Regions from separate parts of the Homo sapiens genome. Here region 1 is linked to region 2. A link is a contact called in ENCODE Hi-C or POLR2A ChIA-PET data. All regions are on one chromosome and are shown on one strand. Each heading gives the region's core, a stretch centred on a gene start or an enhancer-like site at or near the end of the contact. The rest is flanking DNA. Distances are from core to core; before and after follow the strand shown. Region 1 overlaps LOC101928893 (a long non-coding RNA gene). Region 2 overlaps FRAS1 (Fraser extracellular matrix complex subunit 1).

The links. Hi-C counts contacts between places; a loop is a spot of excess contacts on that map. ChIA-PET counts read pairs that join two places held with the same protein, here RNA polymerase II (POLR2A).
Region 1: a loop to region 2 is called in a map of posterior vena cava, with 14 times the contacts of the local background. The contact joins two enhancer-like sites. A Hi-C loop is called at or near these places in 1 of 168 maps with a recorded cell type or tissue (posterior vena cava). POLR2A ChIA-PET finds 5 or more read pairs at or near these places in 1 of 52 experiments (A673).

What each region holds. Positions count from the first base shown.
Region 1 is chr4:78,733,833-78,737,552 of GRCh38, reverse strand. The region is part of intron 1 of LOC101928893 (a long non-coding RNA gene); the gene reads right to left. Among named protein-coding and RNA genes, the nearest start is that of BMP2K-DT, 40 kb to the left of the region's middle. RefSeq lists an enhancer at 1-10 and a silencer at 1,528-1,587. Within about 2 kb of position 1,634, at least 2 of the 41 ENCODE cell types and tissues checked have a DNase peak (open chromatin) inside an H3K27ac peak, as active enhancers do.
Region 2 is chr4:78,119,769-78,123,337 of GRCh38, reverse strand. All of the region lies in intron 2 of FRAS1 (Fraser extracellular matrix complex subunit 1), which reads right to left. Among named protein-coding and RNA genes, the nearest start is that of FRAS1, 64 kb to the right of the region's middle. Within about 2 kb of position 1,862, at least 5 of the 41 ENCODE cell types and tissues checked have a DNase peak (open chromatin) inside an H3K27ac peak, as active enhancers do.

The sequences.
Region 1 (3,720 bases), core at 385-2,884, 610 kb before region 2:
TGCTTCAGAAACAGTTAAAACACAAAAACAAAAAGAAACAAACAAACAAACAAAAAACAAAGAAGAGAAACCTATTCCCTAACCAGGCTGATTTGGCCTGCTTGGGTTATGTGCATATCCCAAACCTGTAACAGTTGTAATGCACAGATTGCTCTCAACTTAAGATTCATCATGATCAGGAGATGCAGTGGAATCAGGTTTTTTTTAAGCACATGGCTGTGTGGGAGAGGAGTTATTTGTGGGGTAAAGAGGAAATGGGTGTTGGGTAGGCAACCAATATTATGCTCTATTTCCAGATACTAAGACAATTTGCAAATGAAATCACAAGATAGCAACCTTTGAAACAATCAGAAAAGCAAGAAATATTCAAAACTGCAAAGAAGTTGACCACAAATAACAGACCAATAACCTTAACATTCTAGTTCAGAATCAAACTGGTTATGAGAAGCTGCAGACAGCTGGTCAGACCACAGGCCTCTCGGCCCACCAGATAGGTAAAGCCCATGAGTTCTCCCCCATGTTTGCCCCAACTCTCTCATCCCAGTCATCCTAGGCCGCTTGCTAAAAGGCAAACTCTTTTCTGTCATTATTATATTAGCCCCCATCTACTCCATTCTTTTTTTTTTTTTTTGATAAGGAGTCTCACCATGTTGCACTGGCTGGAATGCAGCAGCTCTTTCCAGGCACCATCCTAGTGCACTGTAGCCTCAAACTCGTGGGGTCAAATGATCCTCCTGCCTAAGCCTCCAGAGTAGTCAAGACTACAGGCATCAGCTACCCCATGCCCAGCTTACTCCATTCTTCCTTCTCTTGATTCTTTAATTACAAAGCAATCTTGCTACAGCCTTTATCTCTTTCCCTAATGTGCTTTTCCCCTTTTTCACAATTTAAAGTGTTTAAAGAGGAGCCAGCTTTTGTTCACAGGCGGTGTATGTGTATTAATATGCATGTGTGTGCATGGATGTGAAGATTTTGAAAGGTTTGAAAGTGCTCACCCCCCTCCACAAACCCTACACACCACCCACCCTACTCTGCTTGGCCGTTGATTTGGGTGTACCTGCAGCCCTACCAGCTTGAGTTAACCTAAACCCCATCTCCCTATCAAATCAAAGGAATTACGCAGTAAAGAAAAAAAGATGAAAATAGGGTGAGTGGCTGGGTGCAGTAGCTCACACCTGTAATTCTAGCACTTTGGGAGGGTGAGGCAGAGAATCACCTGAGCCCAGGAGTTTCAGACCAACTTGGGCAACATAGTGAGACCCTGTCTCTAAAAAAAAATTAAAAAATAGAATGAGATTGGAGATGTAAGTCTAGGGCTTCACAGAGGATGTGACACTTTAACTGACGGTATATAATCTAGACAAAACAGTGAGTGTTGAGGGCCTCCATTTAATATAGCTACATCAGTGGGTAAAGGATGAGAGATAAGACTGGACAAAAACATAAGGGCTACCTCTGGTGTTTTAAAGATTCAGGCCAATCTCTATTACTTCTGATTCAATTAGTCTGGGATGGGGTCTGGGCTTAGATATTTTTTAAAAGCTCCCCAGATTATTGCAATATGTAACTGGGTTGAGAACCACTGCTCTCAAGAAACACTGAAGCATTTCAAACAGGGTAATGATGGAGACAGATTTAAGTGAGAGCTCAAAGTGAAACTGCTTAGAATGAGAAGGGAAGCTTTTGAGAAGTGATGTGAGGTTGGAACCAATAGTGTCTGAAACCCTAGAAGAAGAAATAGCTATCAAAGTCAAATTCATTATAAAAGTCAAGACTCAGCCTGAAAAGAGACTATTGCATTTTTCTTATTACATTATTTGCAAGAGTAACTTCATATTACTCAGATCAGAAGGCTTGTGTCACCTGGGTTGAGGGGTGAATAGAAGGTAAAGAAGGGAGGGTATTTGCTTGTGAAGGGATGTCCATTGTAGGAAACATGGAGACTTTTTAAATTGGAACTATAATAATAATTGTAAATATTAATACATAAATATTAATATAATTATAATATAAATATAATTCTAATTGTAATAATGATAATTATATAATAATTGATCATTATTATAATTCCAATATAATTGTGTGCAAGTGATTTGAGATGTTTGTATGTTGAAATAAATTTGTTTTGCTGATGGCATAGATGAAAGTGATTTGCATGTTTTAAATCACAGTAAGCCCAATATGAGTATACCCTGTGACATGATCACTGCTATATTTGTGTCCACTCCCTCCAAAATTTGTATGTTGAAATCTTAATTCCCAAAGTGATGGTATTAGGAGTTAAGGCATTTGGGAAGTGATTAGGTCATGAGGGTGGAGCCCTCAGGAATGAGATTGGTGCCCTTATAAAAGAGGCCCTTGGGAGCTTGGTAACTCCTTTCGCTAAGTGAGAACACAAGAAGGTGCCATCTGTAAGAAAGTGGACCCTAACCAGACACTGAATTATGCCTTAATTTTGGACTTCCCAGTCTCCAGAACTGTAAGAAATAAATTTCTTTTATGTATAAGCCACTCAACTTATGGTATTTTGCTACAGCAGCCCTAACAGACCAAGATAATCCCCAGTGTACATATCTGGTGAGAGCATACTGGCCACTCTTACCACTGTGGTAAGAGTATGCCATTGTTATAACAAGTAGGACACTACTCTTTTCTAGTCCACAATGATCAGATCACCCAGAGAACTGTATTCCCCTTTTGGTGTCAATCTTTAGGAGATTTATAGACAAACTGGGGTCCATTTCGAGGGGAGTGGCCAAAATAGGGAATCGAAACCATGCTGTGTGACACACAGTTGAAGAAAATGAGAATATTTTGCCTGGAGAAAAAAATATTTGAGAGGACATAATGCTTTCTTTATAAATTTGCAGGCTATGATGTGAAAAATGAAGGGAACATTCTATAAATGCCTGGGAGACCATTCGTAGGCTGTCACCACAGCAAAAGTATCCTGGGGGCCTAGAAAAATAGGGAAAGCTTTTTCCAAGTCAGAATAGGAATGACTTACTGGAATAAAGGGCAACAACCTCTTTGAAGGAAGCCAAATTAGATGGTTTAATCAGAAAGGGAAAAGAATGTATGGAACAAGAAAACTAGTGTCCAGTGACCAAAGGAGTAGAGAGTAGATGAAGGCAAATTACCTCTTTTAACCTTAGAAGACGATGCAGTTGCTTCAAGCAACTGAAGTATAAAGGACAATACAAATCAAGAAGGACACAGGAATTCTAAGATTAGGTGGAAAATTTAAGGATATAGATTTTATGTCTTCATATCTTTATATTTAGAGATATCTATATTATTCTGTGTAATATGTGCTCATTTTAATAAAAAATTTAAACAATGCAGAAGCATAAAAAATTAAAAGAAAATATTGTTTTTATTCACACTTGAGGGCTTCTAATGAATAATACTCCTGTTACCTAAGCTCAAAACCAATGAGAGAAATACAGAGTGAGGTGGATAAAGATCAAAACGTCAGTTTTGTTACTGCTAGAACTACTGTAGAATGTGGCCTAGGTGGGAGGCAGTGGTGGGCCAGGTTACCACTTATCTGCCCTAGTCTCTAGGAGCATTGTACAGGCATAGCCTGCCCTCCTAAGTGAGCCTGTCCCCATAAACTTACAGATGGAGTGAAGGAATAGAGGGATGGTTTCTGCTAGAGTCTGATTCCAACCAGAGGGAAACAAAATGTGATCGAGCTTCACCTGTTCACTTTTACAA
Region 2 (3,569 bases), core at 613-3,112:
ACATAGACCAATGGATCCGAACAGAGGCCTCAGAAATAACACCACACATCTACCACCATCTGATCTTTGACAAACCTGACACATAAAAGCAATGGGGAAAAGATTCCCTATTTAATACATGGTGCTGGGAAAACTGGCTAGCCACATGCAGAAAACTCAAACTGGACCCTTTCCTTACACCTTATACAAAAATCAACTGAACATGGATCAAAGACTTAAACGTAAGACCTAGGACCATAAAAATCCTAGAAGAAAACCTGGGCAATACCATTCAGGACATAGGCATGGGCAAAGCCTTCATGTCTAAAACACCAAAAGCAATGGCAACAAAAGCCAAAATTGACAAATGGGATCTAATTAAACTAAAGAGCTTCTTCGCAGCAAAAGAAACTACCATCAGAGTGAACAGGCAACCTACAGAATGGAAGAAAATTTTTGCAATCTATCCATCTGACAAAGGGCTAATATCCAAAATCTACAAAGAACTTAAACAAATTTACAAGAAAAAAGCAAACAACTCCATCAAAAATGGGCAAAGGATATGAACAGACACTTCTCAAAAGAAGATATTTATGCAGCCAACAGACATATGAAAAAAGGCTCATCATCACTGGTCATTAGAAAAATGCAAATCAAAACCACAATGAGATACCATCTCACACCAGTTAGAATGGCGATCATTAAAAAGTCAGGAAACAACAGATGCTGGAGAGGTTGTGGAAAAATAGAAATGCTTTTACACTCTTGGTGGGAGTGTAAATTAGTTCAACCATTGTGGAAGACAATGTGGCAATTCCTCAAGGATCTAGAACTAGAAATACCATTTGACCCAGCAATCCCATTATGGGGCATATACCCAAAGGATTACAAATCAGTCTATGATAAAGACACATGCACAGGTATGTTTATTGCAGCACTATTCACAACAGCAAAGATGTGGAACCAATCCAAATGTCCATCAGTGATAGACTAGATTGAGAAAATGTGGCACATATACACCATAGAATACTATGCAGCCATAAAAAAGGATGAGTTAATGTCCTTTGCAGGGACATGGATGAAGCTGGAAACCATCATTCTTAGCAAACTATTACAAGATCAGAAAACCAAACACCAAATGTTCTCACTCATAAGTGGGAATTGAACAATAAGAACACATGGACACAGGGAAGGGAACATCACACACTGGGGCCTGTGGGGGATGGGGGGCTAGGGGATAGATAACATTAGGAGAAATACCTAATGCAGGTGACTGGTTGACGGGTGCAGCAAACCACCATGGCACGTGTATACCTATGTAACAAAACTGCATGTTCTGCACATGTAACCCAGAACTTAAAGTATAATACAAAAAAAAGTTGCCATAAACAGATACAGTTCTTGTCCCTTAAGGATCTAGAGTCTTGATTGTCGTCTAAAACAAACATGTATCCTGGCCATGTCAATGTCTTTACCTTTGGGCATCCCAAGATTTACCATCCAAGAGCTATTCCTATTCCAACTGCCAATTGATGACTATTCTGTGTGAAATTTGCCTTACGTGCTATGAGACAAAAAGAAACAGCCAAGTCTTCTGCACTGCTTTAAATAGGTACAACATAGCTGTTCTACTGTAAAACACACACGGTCCAGTCTAAAATAGAGCTCAAGCGTAACCAAAGAAGTCTTTGTTTATATAATACATCTGAAGAGTAGCAAAGAGTCAGATAAAACATCCCTTGCCTACATAGTAGGCAAGGCTGGCTCCCAGGCAAGGCTGGCTAATTCCTGCACTATATTAAGTGCTTTCCCAGGGCGTGCCAAGAGGCACATAGACAGAGTGTGCTTGATTACATTACTTGTTGACTAGGGCTCTGTGGACTCATCAAAGGAAGGAATGCAGCCCAGCACTGTGCCAACACCCCTCACCCTAATCAGGGTTCTCACTGGGTTACAGAGGCCCCTCTTAGTGCCAATGAATACTCTCAGTATGTGGGGGGCTTGTTTTAAGAAATTTAAACCCCAGAAAAGATTAAATATCTACCATCAGTCAGGCACCAGACCAAATAGTTCAAAGAAACTTGTTTTACTTTAGCCTATGCTATTGAGCAGGAATCTTAATCAGACCTCTTCCTATCCTTAAAATGATAGGAAAATGTACATACACGGCTTATTGCTTCAAGGAGAAAGGTCATATCAGGCTTACCGCTGGAATACTCAGGTTCCTGAGAAGGCCAATTTGATAGTAAGACTGGCTGAGAGGTTTCTGAACTGTCACTGCATTCTCAGAGAGACCTGGTAGCCCAGAGAGGTAAAGTGCTAAAGTATCAAAGGACCATTCTACCTAAAGATCTCTGGCTCTCTGCCTTGATCTCTTCCTTGATTTGTGTTGGGGTTAAGAAGCTACATTTCAATTTCCCACGAAGTAGCAAAGCCATCAAGCCAATGCCAGAACTACTGTAACTCCATCCCCCCCACCTGTATCACTACTCCAGATTTGGTCCAAACCTAGGTTTCAAACTTAAAATCTTGTAGCAAGATTTTAATTCAGTTGAGACTGTGGGAGAGAAAGCCTAGGAATTGGGCTTAAGTGTCCTAAGACTCTATGATTCACGGGCAGTGAATCATTATGGGATAGACCCCTAAAGTCTGCTACCCACAAGAGTGTGCTTAATCCTTCATTGAAATAATCCTGACCTTACTGTGGACAGCCACACTAACAAATGGCCTCCTCTTGAACAAGACTGGCCTGGGCTGTGGTTTTGCACACAGGCCCCTTTTTCCCCAGAGCCTGGCTGGTCTAGACGCCAATGGAGAACAAGTCAGAGCTAAGAGGGGCTTCTCCTCCTTACAACTTCTTATTCCTGGACTGTCATGCCTGTATAGAGAGCTGACAGAGATTTGCTAGAGCCAAGAGAAATATGAAAGGTATTTTGATAATCTCAGAAATAAGCCGTATTTAGAATACATGCTATTTCTTGGACAACTCTAAGTTAAACCTCAGAGATAAGCCCATATATGGAATAAGCCCATAAGCTGGCACAGGTGAGGATGATTCTTGCCCTGCTGCCACGATTCTGGAGGAGTTACTTTATTTGAACTCACATAAACAAGGTTTGTTGTTGTTGTTTTGTTATTTATAGGGAAAACTATTTGTTTAAATTCAAGATACTTGGCACATATGTTGGTCAGAAGAAATCAGTGTGCATTTTAAAGAAACCAAACATGCTGCCAATTCCAAAATAAACACTGTTTTCAGAACAATATGATAAACATCCATTCATAACTTTAAAAAATTCTCCCCATAGATCTGATTAAGACAAAAGAACAAGGAGCAAACAAAGAGACATATTTTACAATTCTGTTTCACTTCAGTAGACAAGCAGGGAAAAACAGGAGAGGAGGAGTTCCCCTTGCCTCCATGTAGTAACATTAGTGGTTTCTAGAAGGCACAATCTGAACCACCCAATTACACCAGCTGTGAGTCAAGAGGTTTTGCTTGTTTAGTAATGTTCTCCAAAGTGGAGTTTCCCATACACTGGTCCATGGACCAGTATCAGAATCACCTGGGACACTTGTTAAAAGTAAAA